Regions from separate parts of the Homo sapiens genome. Here region 2 is linked to region 1. The links are chromatin loops, found by intact Hi-C in ENCODE. Cell type or tissue: K562. All regions are shown on one strand.

What was found. A loop is a pair of places that touch in the nucleus more often than their neighbours do. Peaks named below come from ENCODE experiments on the same cell type or tissue, not always from the same donor. Only the 100,000 strongest peaks of a DNase experiment are listed, where the experiment ranks them.
Region 2: a loop joins it to region 1, with 4 times the contacts of the local background. A loop is called at or near these places in 2 of 110 quality-filtered maps.

What each region holds. Positions count from the first base shown.
Region 1 is chr4:78,688,385-78,696,384 of GRCh38, forward strand. No RefSeq gene overlaps it. Among named protein-coding and RNA genes, the nearest start is that of LINC01094, 46 kb to the left of the region's middle. RefSeq lists cis regulatory regions at 3,183-3,289, 3,455-4,133. In K562, no CTCF peak of the experiment used is centred here; DNase peaks (open chromatin) are centred at 3,227, 3,817 and 5,487; H3K4me3 peaks cover 593 bases.
Region 2 is chr4:78,618,181-78,626,180 of GRCh38, forward strand. LOC124900721 (a long non-coding RNA gene) reads left to right here. Exons shown (of 2, transcript XR_007058152.1): 2 at 4,994-5,161. Among named protein-coding and RNA genes, the nearest start is that of LINC01094, 24 kb to the right of the region's middle. In K562, no CTCF peak of the experiment used is centred here; DNase peaks (open chromatin) are centred at 3,431 and 4,671; H3K4me3 peaks cover 387 bases.

The sequences.
Region 1 (8,000 bases):
AAATACGAAAAACAACAAAATGTAGAATTCTATTTGTACGGAGTTTAAAAACAGGGAAAGTGAATGTTTTATTTTAGGAGTCAGGAGAGTCATTATCCCTGGCAAGGAATGAGGGGTAATAATTAGAAAGCAGCATAACGAGGGCTCCCGAGGTATTGGTAATGCTCTGTTTTGTAATCTGAATGCCAGTCATACAGATGTTCACTTAATGAAGATACTTATTGTCCACATACTTTTCTGTATGTGTCATACTTTTAAAAAATGTATTTAAGCAATGAATTCATTCATCCGTTTATTCACTCATGTGTTAATTCTCCTGAAGACGAACAGAGTTCTCTATTCTAGAACTCTAAAGGTAAGCTAGGCATGTAAGAAAGTCAAAGGCATCATTTCATGCTGTGATTCCACCTTCTGAAAATTCAAACATCCTTCTTGGAGGCAGAGGAAGGAAAACCAAGCAGATCACAGAGCTGGGGACTCCATGAGAATTGGAGGTGGTAAAAAAGAACTTTTGTGCTTATTGAGGTTACTTTGCCTGGCCTGTCCTCCCCTCACCTCTGCCTAATGAAATACTAACCTTCTTCAAGTTCCATTCATGACGACTTCTTCTCAAACAAAAATTACCTTGCCTTCTTCTAAATTTTTAGGACATTTGTCTGTGCTAATCATAGTTTATTCCCATGCATTATAATAATTTCTAGAAAGCAGTGTAATGTTGTGTTTAAAAGCTTGGGCTGCAGAGTCAAGCAGGGTTCAAGACCTTCCATCACTTGCTGTGTGACCTGGAGCAAATTGCTTAATCAGTATGCATTTTTTTCTCTGTTGTAAAATGAAGGTGATAATAGCTGGACCTATCTAATAAGCTGTTATGGAGATGAAAAGAGATAATGGATGTACAGCTGCTGGAAATCAGTAAAATCTCAGGAAATGTTTCCTATTATTTTTACTGAGTACTATCTACTCTAGCAGATAATAGGTTCCTGAAGAACATGGAACATGACTCAGAGAAGTTACAGTGAATAAACTCATTACAGACATCTCAGATTGGCTTGCCTTACATGTAGTCATGTTCTTTTTTCTCATACACTAGCTTAAACTCCTCTAGAACAGGACCTACAACTTATTCATTGTAATATTCCTCACACAGCATAACACTGGGTTTTAGGTTACATAGATGGGTTATAATCTCATTTTATTAATGAGTTGAAGCCACTGAGGAAGTCTTGCCCTTTCTCGTTTAGCGATGCTCAAAGCAAACCAAAGATAACTTCTATAAACTCCCCCTATGAATTCTCTTACTTCTAGGGTGACCAACCATTCTAGTTCATGAAGGGCTGTCCTGGTTTTGGCACTGAAAGTTCCGTGATTCCAGAAACCCCTCAGTCCTAGACAAACCAGACCTGTTGATCCCCCTACCTGCCTCTGTGCCCATATGCTCAGGCTAGCTTGTTTGTTTGTTCATTTGTTTGTTTGTTTGAGATGGAGCCTCACTCTTGTTGCTGGAGTGCAATGGCACGATCTCGGCTCACTGCAACCTCCGCCTCCCAGGTTCAAGTGATTCTCCTGCCTCAGCCTCCTGAGTAGCTGGGATTACAGGCACCTGCCAACACGCCCACCTAATTTTTGTATTTTTAGTAGAGACAGGGTTTCACCATGTTGGCCAGACTGCTCTTGAACTCCTGACCTCAGGCGATCCACGCACCTCTGCCTCCCTGGGATTACAGTCGTGAGCCACCGTGCCCGGCCACTTGTTGTTTTTATTGATGAATCATCCTTGCTCCTATCTAAAGCCAAGTCTTCATTCTGGTTGGCATTTTCTCTACTTATTCAACTACTGGGCTCTTGAAATTCTCCTCCCTCTTTCCTGCATCATCAATCTTTTTCCTTCTACTGAACCACTTCCATTAGCATATAAACACGCTATAATTTTTCCTACTAAAAAATGCTTTAAGAGACCTGGTATGTTGGCTCACACCTGTAATCCCAGCTTTGGGATCCCTATAATCCCAGCCTGTAATCCCTCACTTTGGGAGGCTGAGGTGGGCAGATCTCTTGAGCTCAGGAGTTTGAGACCAGCCTAGGCAACAAAGTGAGACCCTGTCTCAACAAAAAAAATAGCCAGCCATGGTGGCTCATGCCTATAGTCCCAGCTACTCAGGAGGCTGAGGTCGGGGGATGGCTTGAACCTGGGAGGCAGAGGTTGCAGTGAGCTGAGATCATGCCACTGTACTCTAGAGTGAGCTACAGAGCCTGACCAAAAAAAAAAAAAAGCCTTAAAAATTAAAAACATCTGAACTTGTTTCTAGACACAGGTAAAAAATAATAATAATACAAAAATTAAAACAACAACAAAATGTCCCAAGCCTACATCTCCTTCAACCTACCACCCCAATTCTTGGCTCCCCTTTATAACAAAACTCCTTGAATGAATTGTCTATACACAGTCTCCACTTCCAATTCCCCTTTTCTCATTCTTTGTTGAACGACTTCAATCAGGTTTTTATTCCCAACTCTCCACAGAAATAGGTCTTGTCACAATTTGCCAATGATCTGGAATTTTCCTAGGCTATGGAATTATGAGAAATAAACTCCTATTGTAATAAACCATTGTATTTTGTTGTTATTGTTTGAATCACAGAAGTCAATCTTAGCTTAAGTAATAGAACTAAGAACATCCATATTTATGTATCTTTAATTTATATGCCTCTCTGCACTTCACACTTTTATTGCCAACTGTCTACTGTGCAACAAACGGAATGTACAGTAAGCATCTCACACTTAACATGTAAATACTAAACTTTTCATTTCCTCCCCTAAGTAGACTTTTCTGTCAGAAAATGTTTCACCCTTCTTCCTGCTCGGAGCTGAAGCCATGGGGTCATCCCTGATACCTTTCTTGTTCCGATATTCCACATCAAATCCACCAGGAAAGGCAATTATCATCTCTCACCAGATTACTGCTATAGCTTTCTGACTGGTCTTGCTGCTTCCTCCCTGGCCCTGTCATATTCTATTTCCAACACAGAAACCACAACAATCCTCCAAGAATACAGTTCAGTGTAAGCCACTGTTCTGCACAAAACTTCCACCAGGCTTCTCATCTCATTCAGAGTCAAATCCAGAGCCCTTACCTTGACCTACACAGCCAGATGCTTTGTTCTGTTACCTGTCTGATCCCATCTCTGGCTTCCTCTCTCCTCCTTCACTCCCCCAGCCAAGCTGGTCCCTTTGGTCTTTCTTAAACATCACAGCCACTCCCCGCTCAGCGAACTCCACACTCAGGGACCAAGCACTGGCTGTTCCTCCTGCCCAGAAGTCTCTCCCCAAGAGAATGATATGACTCACTTCTACACATTCTCAGTCTCTCCTCAAATTTTAAACTTTTTGTTTTGCATTTTAAATCATTCTTGTATTGATCTAAGAAATACCTTCCATGCAAGAGACACTGTATTGGAAACTTGAAGATGAATATGAAATGTCCTCTGCCCTCAATAAACTGCTAAATAGGACTAGAGAATGGGCTTTCCAGGAAGGTTTCCTAGAAGAAGCAGGCCTGGAACTGAATCTTGAAGAAAATAAAAGAGTTAATTGGGAGTGGGAAGGGAGGGGTGGCAAAGCAAGTACCTCTTAGGGAGAGAGCAATTGAGTATACGTGTGGATATGACAGAGTATGACATATTAGGAGGCTGCAAGATTAGCCTTATCTGTCCCCAGAACCTGGTCATGTGCTACGACATGAGCACTAGAGATAACTCACTGAACCACAGGGGATGGGAGGGAGAGGAAAGAATCACCCTAGAGGCAAGTCTGATGTCAGACTATCTCTAGAGTCGTGCAAGAGAGGAAGCCAAGAGCAGCACACAGATATGCAAACTGCTGGAAACTGCAGAGCACTGCTAGTGACAAGCAGGGACACTCAGATAAGCAACTAGGATGAGAAGCCCATTAGGAAGAAGGAAAGACGGCTCAACATATGAGCAGAATTCAGGAACATGAATTCCTTGGAGATGCAAGATTCAGAGACAATAATACTCTGTTACACTGACAGCCCTCAATGAACCATTTTTTCTGGTATTCATATCCTTGACAATCCTCTCCCTGGAATCTGGTCTGAACCTGTGACTTACTTTAACCCAGTGGTTCTCACAGAGATTTTGTTCTCCAGGGGATATTTGGCAGTGTTTAGAAACACTTTTATTTGACCCAAATGGGGAATGTGGAGAAAGGATGCTACTAGCATTCCTACTGTACTAGTGGGTAGTGGCCAGGGATGCTACTAAACATTCTACAATACACAGTACAGTCCCCCACAACAACAAAAAAATACCTTGCCAAAAATGTCAATAGTGTCAAGGTTGAAAAGCCAATAGAATGCAGCCTAAGCTTTAAGACCTTATGCCTTTAAAAGGACTGAGCTTTCAAAAGCCTAGAAGCTTCCACTTTTGCACTCCTTAAAGGAGGGTAGCCAGACTTTTTACATGCCAGCTCAGGGTTGCATGGAGACACCACATGAGAGGACACGTGGAAAGGAAGCAGTCTTAAGGCTGGGTACATGGAGGAGTGCTGAGAACACAGCTGACGGAAAGAACTAAGGTGCCAGATGTACCATTCCAGGCAAGCTCTTCCGGCCTGTCTCCAACCATTTGAGCCGCCTTTGCTGAAGTGACAGACATGAGCCAAGAAGCTCTCATGGATGTTTCAGCATGCACAGTCATCACAGAGAGCAGGGACAAGTTTTCCCTGCTGAGCCCTGCCCAAATGGAAGAATCATGAGCAAGTAAATAAGATGTTGATTTAAGTCAAGATGTTTTGGAATAGTTTGTTATACAGCAATAGATAGATGAAACAATAGTCAACATAATAGGCATGTTTCTAAGCACATGCTAATGACATCCTTATGAAATAAGATCTGTTATTATCAATGCCACTTTAACTATGAGAAAACTAGTACATGAGTACAGGGAAGTTAAGTATCCACACAGGCTAACACTACTAGGAACAGAGTTTGGATTTGATCGCAGTTAGCGTAACACCAGAGACTGTATCTTAACCATCATGCCATAGATCCTGTCTAGTCATTCATTCATTCAAAAATATATATGGAGAACCTACCATGTGCCAGACACTGTTCCATACATATGGGATATAGCAGGGACCAAAACAGATGAAAATTCCTGGTCTCACAAAATTTAAGTTCTAGTGAATGTAACCACCCCAGGGGCTTATTTTGCCTGCTGCTCAGATAGAGACGATTTATCAAGACAGGGAGATTGCAACAGAGAAAGAGTTGAATATATGAAGAGTGGGCTAAATAGCAGTTTTATTATTACTCGAATCAACCTCCCTGAAAATTCAGAGGCTAGGGTTTTTTAAAGGATAGGTTAGCAGGCAGAGGGTTAGGGAATGGATGCTGCTGAGTGATTGAGTATGCAATCATAGGGGAGTGGAAAACAGCCCTTGTGTGCTGAGTACTCTTCTATGTGGGGGTCACAAGGCCAGTTGAGTCAAGATCCTAGGTCAAAGCAGAGTCGTTCAGGCCACAGCAATGTAAAAGTCTAAAAAGACACTTTAAAAGCCTTTTTTTTTTTTTTCCCCCTCTCTTGAGACAGAGTCTCACACTGTTACTCATGCTGGAGTGCAATGGTGCAATCTTGGCTCACTGCAGCCTTGACCTTCTGGGCTCAAGTGATAAAAAAGGCCAATCTTGGGTTTTTTAATAGTGATGTTATTTACAGGAGTAATTGGGGAAGTTATAAATCTTGTGATTCCAGAACAATGAACGGTTATTTTTTAACTATGCTTACATCTTAGTAGAATTCATGTTCCTCTCATAATCCTAAACTTGCAGACTTTTATTAGTTTTCTAAAGGTGGTTTAGTTTTGGGAAGGGCCATTATCATCCTTGATTTAAGGTTAAACTATAATCTAAATTTCTCCCAAAGTTAGCTTGGCCCATGCCCAGGAATGACCAAGGGCAGTTTGGAGGTTAAAGGTAAGATGGAGTTGGTTAGGTCAGGTCCCTTTAACTGTCATAATTTTCTCACTGTTGACAATTTTTACAAAGGCAGTTTCAATCCTTCCTTTGCATTTCACCATATCTTATTTTTAAGGTGTGATCTATGAAGATGGAAAAAGTCTGATGACCGCTCTAACTTTTTTATGTTGACAGAGGGCAAAGTTGGAATAGGGCTTGGCCTCAGGGTAGGAGGAATGAAGCCACTTTACCGCTGTCTATATGTATTCATGGGTGCCTTATTGGGGTTTTAAGGCTTGCATGACAAACAGGTTAGTATTCTCATCCATAGTTTTAGCACAGCATTTAAGTGAACAGCAGACTGTGAGATAATCAGTTTTAATATAAGGAGTGAAAGTCCTAGCTTTAGACATTCTTGTACAATTGATCTAAAGCCCTAAGTGACCCAAGTGAATAGCCCTGAGAAACAATTACATATGGGGTTGTTAGAAAGATGAATTGGGATAAACAGGAAAGAGCAAATTTAAATATACCAGTCCATATATTTTGTAGTCATTGTTTGGCTTGAGAATAGATCAGTTTAGTTAAACAGCTATATTCCATTCCAGGAGGTGGCCTTGTAGATGGGGTAGGCCTCTATATGTGATGAAGGCAAACACATGTTTATGTATTTTTTGAGACAGAGCCTTACCCTGCCACCTATACTGGAGTGCAGTGGCATAATCATGGCTCACTGCAGCCTTGACCTGCTGGACTCAAGTGATCTTCCAGTCTCAGCCTCCTGAGTAGCTGGGACTACAGGAACTTGCCACCACACTCAGCTATTTATTTATTTATTTTTTAATTTTTTTGTAGACACAGAGTCTTGCTATGCTTCCCAGGATGGTCTTGAACTCGTGATCTCAAGATTTCCTCCCACCTCGGCCTCCCAAAGTGCTGGGATGACAGGCATGAGTCAGTATGCCCAGCACAAATTTTAAATGAGATATTTTTATGGCAACTGAAGAAAACTAAAGGTTAATGTTAGACACAATCTACTCAGACGTTAGACTCAAAGCATCTCTGGTTAGAGAGAAGGAAGGACACAGCAATGTAGGTTTTTCTTGCCTATATTACAAGGAATGAGCTTTAGCTTGCAGAGCCTCAGGAAAAAGGTAGCAGCAATTTTATTGCGTCTATGTCTGAATGGAAGACATAGAAGGAGTAAGACTGAAAAAGAAACAAAATTTAAAGGAATTTTAAAAAAGAAAAATGGAAGATAAAAAAATGTTAAAGCACTAGTTTGGGAAATTGTAGCTTGGAAAGAATTCAGGATATTTTAAATTGCAGAAAATAATAAAAACCTCAAAAACAATAGAGATGACTACAATCTAACAACAGGTGTATTATGAGTTTTTTTCTTACACATAATTTTTTTCTGGTCACCATTTTTATTAAAAACAAATCATAGTAGGACAAATTTATTTGCAAAGTAAGTTTTAGCCTGATTATATTTGGTCTGATTATTTGCATAAAGTGCAGCAAGAATAATTATTTTCCATATAAGCTTCTTTTTTTCTTTAATTGGCTTTAACTTTTTTTAAATGAAGAATCTCAGATATACTTCTTAAAGCCTTGAGTCCAACCATGGATTTATCTGTGCCTGCAAATATCTGTATTAGTTGGGCAAATGTTTTTCCCGTTGAGGTTCCAAGATAATATGGGCTTCCTGGGCCTGTCAGAAAGTGACTCTTTTTATTTATCACAGGTCAGGAACCCTATAAAGGGACTGCATAGACAAAGTATGAGGCCAGTTTTCTCAAGGGGCTTTTATTACCTCTATAAGTCAACTTTGATTCCTTAAAGCAGTTTGTTCATATGTGAAATTATGCTATTTCAGTCAAAACCTTGATAAAATAACCAATGTCTCTAATGGTATCCTGGTATCAAAGAAAACAGATTATTAAATTTATGTGAACAATTGTATTGCCATAAATTAAGTATACTTACAAATTGTTTTTAAATCCTGGAGAAATCACATAAAGAG
Region 2 (8,000 bases), 70 kb before region 1:
TCCTAGATGTGAAGGAAAGATGCCAGAGCCATACAATGTTGGTTTCAGTACCACCAACTTGCCGTGTAACTTTCGGCAAATTACTTAGCCTCGCTGATCCATCATTTCCTTTTGTTTCTAAGATAGGAGTAATAATTTATCAATTCATAGTGCCAGGAAGACCCAGGTGCCAGGAAGGATGGAATGCTTAGATCTGTCATGGAAGATACAAGGAATTAGATGAGGAAACACAAGTAAAGGAATTAGCACAATATCTGAAATATGTAGTCATTGGCTATTATTTACATCTTTCCCCAATTTCCCAGTCTCTTTTGCTGTTATCAAGTATATGCATAAGGTCTTTTTTATTTTGAAAGACTTAGTCATTATGGGAAAATTGACAAAGGACTGCAAATTCTGTATAATCATGTGGAACTTTCACAACTTAACCAACTGCACCACATTCTTGACCTCTCTGTGCAGGCAGAGAGAATTCAGCTCCCTTTGGACTGTGGCTTTATAACCTCACATGCTCTTCTCAGCCAACCGACCTGAAGAGCCAGTAGGCATTGACTTGCATTCTTTCAGAGGTCCTCTTGTTTCAATAATAATAAGCACCATTTCTTAACACTCACTATGAGCAATTCATATATTTTGTCTCATTTTGACTTTATAACAACACCATGAGGCAGGTAACCTTATCTCAATTTACTAGTCTGGAAAGAGGCTCAGAAACGTTAAGACCACTCTAGATATAGTTCTGGAGCCACAAAACAAACTGAGATTTCTATACAGTAGATCCAAAATCTATACGCTTGACTCTCTCACGCTGGGACCATGATACAGCAGTAGCAACAGTTACAAAGCTCTTTACTTTAGAGGCCCGTTTCTTGGGCTCTGGGGTTGGGAGGTAGGTCTGAACACTTGGGTGTCTCATAAATTCTCTGACTTCACACACTGAGCAACTTCACCACACATCACTGGCATCTAACGGTCAGTAATACTGAAGTCTAAATAAGTCTCTCAGAAGCTTACATATCAATAATATAAAGTCATCTAGTACAGGACAGAAGCCACCTTGATAGAGCCAAGTCAGTATCTTTCAATCTGACAAGACTGGTCAGGAGGCTCTCAGACCAGAAGGTAATATCTTCACTTGCTGAGCACTGTACTATCCGAAGTTCAAAACTATAGACTGTGCCACAGCGGGGCACATGTGCAAGGGCAGAGTTGGAGCCCTGAATAAACAGTTCACCATTACTTACAGAATTTCCCTGGTTCCATGTTTCCCCCTTTCTTTTTTGGGGGGAAGGATGTGAATTTTTCTTCTTTTTCTCCAGCAGTAGCAGTACTGAAACCATTCAGCAACGAGGATTTGGCAGCTTCTAAGGGTCATGTCGTTGGTGGGTGCAGTTTGAGTTGAAGTGATTGCAGACGTGCAGACAAACACACAGAAATAGAGGTTCAGTAGGGCCTGGGCCTAAGCCCTGGGGAAAGCTACAGTTACTTCAGTGGAAGGGGAGTAGGAGCCAACAGAGCAAATGGAAGGAAGAGCAGGAAGATGATGCCGCACTCCGGAGGAGAAGCAGCAGAGTTGCTCTCTGTACCTGCAAGCCAATGGAGAAGTTTATCATAAGACAGTAATGAACTAATAACACACCGCTGACCGGTGACACACAGCAATAGTGGCAACTGTTGAAGAACTACTGTGTGCTCAGCGTCACGCTACATGCTTTAGAGAAGCCCTTAGGGCACAGTGGAGTTAGAAGTACGTTATTTATTAGGAATGACTGTACATAGGATAAAAAAAAAAGAAATAGGTCATTTATCCTAACTCTTACAGCAACTAGCTTTGAGAAAGTGAGCAGCTTATTCAATCTCTCTGAGTATTAATTTCATCTGAGAAATTGGAGTAATAATATCCATATTACTCATTTAGCCTATCAATGTGAACTGAAAGCCTACTGTGTACTAAACACTACTCTAAAAGCTGCATATACATGTAAAAATTTACTACCTGTTCGGCTGGGCGCGGTGGCTCAAGCCTGTAATCTCAGCACTTTGGGAGGCCGAGGCGGATGAATCACTTGAAGTCAAGAGTTCGTGACCAGCCTGACCAACATGGTGAAACCCAGTCTCTACTAAAAATACAAAAATTAGCCGGGCATGGTGGCGCACACTAGTAATCCCAGCTACTCAAGAGGCTGAGGCAGGAGAATTGCTTGAACCTGGGAGGCAGAGGTTGCAGTGAGCCTAGATAATGCCACTGCACTCTAGCCTGGGTGACAGAGCGAGACTCCATCTCAAAAAAAAGAAAAAAAAATTCAGTGCCTGTTTTCATGGAACTTACAGTCTATAATAAAGATAAGAATGATCAATTATATTAAATGCCTGGGATTTGGCACTTATTTCATTTAATCCTCACAGCAATCCTATGTTTAGTGTGCTCTTTTCACGTCAACATTATCTGCTGTTGTTAAATGTTAAATGAAAATAAGTCAAGGCAGATCTGAGAAAACTATTGAGTACTAGGTTCGTCTTAACTGTGAAAGTGGCCATTGTTAGTTGATGGTTATGTATAATTAGTTAGTTTGAGAATGTGGGGTATATATTTCATATTCAAAAGCGAACTCCTGCCTCTGTCAGTCAATATTTGTGGTCCACCATCATTCTTAGCATCTAGTCCAACGCCTGGCACATATTAGATTATCAATACATAATTGTTAAATTAAATTGAGTACTTATTATATGCCAGACATCACTTATTCTGCAAATTGCATTTTATCTGATCTTTGTTCTTAGAAATTATATAAGGGCCTCTGGGAGAAACAGTAAGATTCTGGCCTACTAAGCTTTAGTGTGCTGTGTCAATAGTAATTGAATCAGGGAACAGGGTCAAAACCAGTCTTAGATGAAGAGTTTTTTCCCTTCTCTGACATAACCCCTCTATTTCTACTCTGAACCCATCTCTTATTACCCAGGACATTGCTAATAATGATGGGTGGTCCCAAGGTTCTGCCCTTGCATTTCTGCTCCACTAGAAAATACTTGGATTTTTGAGACTTTAAATAACAGTTCCAGAACTTACTAGCTTGGTAATTTTTGTGAAGTTGCTTACTCTTAATTTCTCAGTTTCTTCTTCTATAAAATTGAGATAATGCCAACTTCTATGGTCAAGAAGATTAAATTAAAATGATACATCCAAGAATACCTAAGACAATGAATAAAAGGATAGGAAGCTAGAAACAGGGATAGTTACATTTACAGTAAAGCTAGTTAGATAGGAAACATAGAAGGTTCTTGGTGCTCCATAGATGTCCCTGACACTCAGCATTTCCTACGTTCTGACTCTCCTTACTGCAAGTGCCGGTGACCCTGCTGCAGCCTTTATCTGTCTGTGGGAGCTGACCACACTTGGGTCAGAACAGAAGTGTCAGGGAGTAACACCCCTGGGGTGGCTCTCAACCAGTGACAGATGGAGGCCATGGATAAATACCACAGGCTCTTGCCTCCCAAGTGAGACAACTCTGAGGCATGATCTATGCTGCCCCTGAGACCCCCAGGAAGTCTGAGCCCCAGCTGCCCGCAGTGACAACTGACTCACAACACACCCTGTACCGGCTTTCTTTCTTTTTCTGTCTCACTTCTGCACTCACTTCCCAGTGCTTCCTGGGATCCCTGGATCCTTTTCTCAGCATCTGTTTCTGGAGGGACACATCCCAAAATAGGAAGGACTATTTTCAGTAGTCACTATAAAGTAGGAGGTGTAACTGTGTGTAACTTTGTGGGGTTACAGGGTGGAGGAGTTGAGAGAAGAAAACGGAGGCTTTTAGGGTAGAAATCCTCTAGAACAGTGATTCTCTGTGTTGGCGTGCTAGGGAGTCACCAAGTGTTTTGGAAGTGAAATGGAGAGGTAGGAGGAGCACTGGGGTGGCTCAAGTTAGATGGCTCTGGGAAGGAAATGAGCCACAGCTTCAAAGTTCCACCTCTTTCTTCAAAGCACAGTTACCTGGAAACACAAACGAAAACGAATGAGAGGAAGATGAAGAATAGGAGCAATAAGAAGAGGAGGAGGAAATCCCATCTAATTTTATCTACCACATTGCCACCTTATTACTACTTTACATTTATTTCCATGGGTTCTTTGGAAGTGAAGTCCAGAATTTAGGGGCACACAGGGAGTCTATGATTCTAGTAAGCAAGGCAGGAAGCAGTGAAGGCAAATAGAATTAGTGAATGAAATGGGATAGATCATGTGACGCAGGAGAGGTTCCAGGGAAGCTAGAGATGGGCTTCCTGGGTGGGGTGAAGGAGATGACAGGCTGTGGCTGCAAATGGGATAATAGATCTCAGAAACAGAGATTACCCTGAGTGTTAACGACACTGACTAAGGCAGGTCAAAGGTGGAGGTCTTCAACCCAGGAAATACCTCTGGGGTAAAGGAATCTAAAAGGTTAATGTGGATTCCAGAGTCAATATAGATTATGGCAAAGGGCAGGGCAGAGGAGCAGGACTGAGTCCGCTGCTGAAGTAAGCTTGGGAAGTGAGGATGGAATCTGGTGAGTCACAGCATTGAGAACTGCACAGTCTTCAACTGGGCAGAGGGTGAGAGTGGGTGAGGGTAGTTCAAGGGTGAGAAAGCACACTGGAGGGAGGAAAGAGCTGGCCGCTCCACCTCACCCGCTGACTTGAGCAGAGAAGATAAGGCTATCATGCTGAAAACAGTTGGGAGAACAGTGATTTCACAGGAGAGCATCTTTCAGGCCAGACGGCAGAAGAAAGAGGATCCATGTGAATGGGGACTGTGATGGTTAATTTTCTGTGTCAAATTGGCTAGACCACAGTATTTGTTTAAATATTATTCTAATTGTGTCTGTGAGAATATTTTTTAAATGAGATTGCCATTTAAATCAGTAGACTTTGAGTAAAGCAGATTATCTTCCATAATGTGGGTGGCTCTCATCTGATCAGCTGGAGGCCTTAACAGATAAAGACTCCCTCTCCTTCCCATTAGGCAGAGAGAATTTTGCCAGCAGACTGCCTTTAGACTTGACCAGCAATACCAACTCTTCCCTGGGGCTCCAGGTGACCAGCTCACTCTGAAGATTTTGGACTTGCCTGCCTGTACAATAACGTGAGCCAATTCCTAAAATAAATCTCTGTCTCTCTCTCTTGCTATATATATATGTGTGTGCGTGTGTGTATTTCTCTCTATATATATAATAAATACATATATAATACATACTATATATGTATGAAGGTATATGTATCTCTCTATATGTATATATAGAATTTCTCTAGATATATGTGTATATATAGAGAGAGCTATTATATAGCTATATATAGAGAGAGAGCTATTATATAGCTATATATAGAGAGAGAGCTATTATATAGCTATATATATATAGAGAGCTATTATATAGCTATATATATAGAGCTATTATATAGCTATATATATAGAGCTATTATATAGCTATATATAGAGAGACCTATATATAGAGAAAGCGAATACTACTCAGCCATAAAATAAAAATTACTACTCAGTAATGAATTAATGGCATTCACAGCAACCTGGATGGGATAGAAGACTATTATTCTAAGTGAGTAACTCAGGAAGGAAAATCAAACATCATATGTTCTCACTCATAAGTGGGAGCTAAGCTATGAGGATGCAAAGGCATAAGAATGGCACAATGGACTTTGGGGACCTGGGGGGAAAGGTGGGAGGGGGTGAGGGATATAAGACTGCAAATTGGGCTCAGTGTACACTGATTGGGTGATGGATGCACCAAAATCTCACAAATCACCACTAAAGAACTTACTCATATAACCAAACACCACCTACTCCCCAAAAATCTATGAAAATAAAAAAATTTAAAAAATATATACTCGTCTTTATCCCAACACAGTCATAAAATTTTTAATTTTTTTAATGGAGGAAGGGGCCCATCAAAGCAAGAGTGTCTAAGGCCAATGAACATGCTAACGCAGCCCTGAAAGCCATTCCCGCTGCTGCCTTTGTAATTGCCTTCTCACGCCCATGAAACTGGTGACTAGATACTGGCGTTTACTGCAGAAAAAGCTCATTGGGCAACAGAGAGCAAGAAAAGCAGGAAGTGATTCTGCCTCATTTTCACCTTCCTGACTCATGCAAGAGCATCTAATCCAGCCATAGATGAGTTCTGGGGCTAGAAATCTAAATGGTTTTTAGATTTCTAGTCTCTGCAGTACTGGAAGACACGCATGAAGGAAGCTGGAATGGACGCTGGGTGCCTGTCTCACTGCATCCACCACAATTGTGTTGGTTAGTAGGACTACTACAGGGCCACACACTAGAGGAAGGGAGAGACTGAAGGCACTGATATAAAATCAGTTAAACTTTGCTGAAAATGAAGGAAATGTTGCTTCACTCTCCAAGGAATACTTGTGTTTCTGTGCAGATCAGATCCTGGTTCCATCCAAATCAGAACAGATGCTATTAACACACTGAGCCAGTATATTTCCCCCTGCCTAATTCAGGTAGCAAAAAATTCACAAATAAGGAGATGGGGACAATTCATATTCAAATAAATAACAGCTTCCAGCTTCTTTTTCCATTTTTCCTTCCCTTTGATCTCATCTCCTACCACTCTTCCTCTTCCTCACTGTGCTCCAGCAACCCCTAAAGCATGCCAAATATACTCCCACCTCAGGGTCTTTGCACTTGCTAGTCCAAAGCAGGAAATAGCCTGACTTTGTCTCTGACCTCCTGCAGGTCTCTCTTCAAAAGCCATCTCACTCACAGCTATCCTATATAAAAGCAACCTGAAGCACCCCCTCTTTCTCACTCTGCTTTTCTACACAGGACTTGTCACCTTTGGACACACTCTGTTTTACATGTTTATTTGCTCATGACATATCCACCCATCTGGAAAATAAACTCTAAGAAGACCAGATCTTCGATTTGTTCACTGTTGTATCCTCAGCACCTGTAGTAGTGTCTGGTGCTTATTAAGTGCTCAAAAGTATTTGTAAATAAATGAATGAATAATTAATATTAATATCTTGCCTCTCCTTTTCTCCCAGTTCAATTCATTTTAGCTGCTGTGGTCACCTTCAAAGTTTCTTGAGAGAGAGAGTTTGTGTTTAGGTCATGTCAATTAGGTCATGCACACTGAACTGAAACTGAGATGAATGACATCATCAGTCATCAAAATTTAGGTTAAACATTTCCTCAGTAGTTATTCAATATTTTATACATGAGGACAGACCGAAAGAGAAGTACTTGCTTAGGGCCACACAGGGCCAAAGTTTAGGTCTCCTAATTCTGAGCCCAGAGTAGTATTTTCTTTTCTCTTTTCTTTTTTCTTTTCTTTTTTTTTTTTTTTTACAGAGTCTCACTCTGTCACCAAGTTGCAGAACAGTGGCGTGATCTCAGCTCTCTGCAACCTCCACCTCCCAGGTTCAATCGATTCTCCTGCCTCAACCTCCCAAGAAGCTAGGACTACAGGCGAGTGCCACCACGCTCAGCTATTTTTTGTATTTTTAGTAGAAATGGGGTTTCAGCATGTCGGCTAGGATGGTCTCGAACTCTTGACCTCGTGATCCACCCACCTCAGCCTCCCAAAGTGCTGGGATTACAGGTGTGAGCCACTGCACCTGGCAGGCCAGAGTATTTTCTGCTACATGTCATAGCAATGTCTATGCTTTTGGTATTCTTATTACCAGGAATATTTGAGAAAAAAATGACTAATATGGGCAATCCTCAATTTTATTATTATTATATTATATTATATATATTTTTAGAGATGAGTTTTCATCATGTTGCCCAGGCTGGTCTCGAATTCTTGAGCTCAAGCAATCTGCCTGCCTCAGCCTCCCAAAGTGCTGGGATTACAGGCGCAAGCCATCAGGCCCAGCCCTCTCTTTTATTTTTGTTGAGCTTAGAAAATGACATGGCTTTCTGTCTTCACTTATATATAGCCTAAGTATTGGCATCATGAGTTCTACAACCTCACTTATGAAAGGAATTAGTTTGTGCC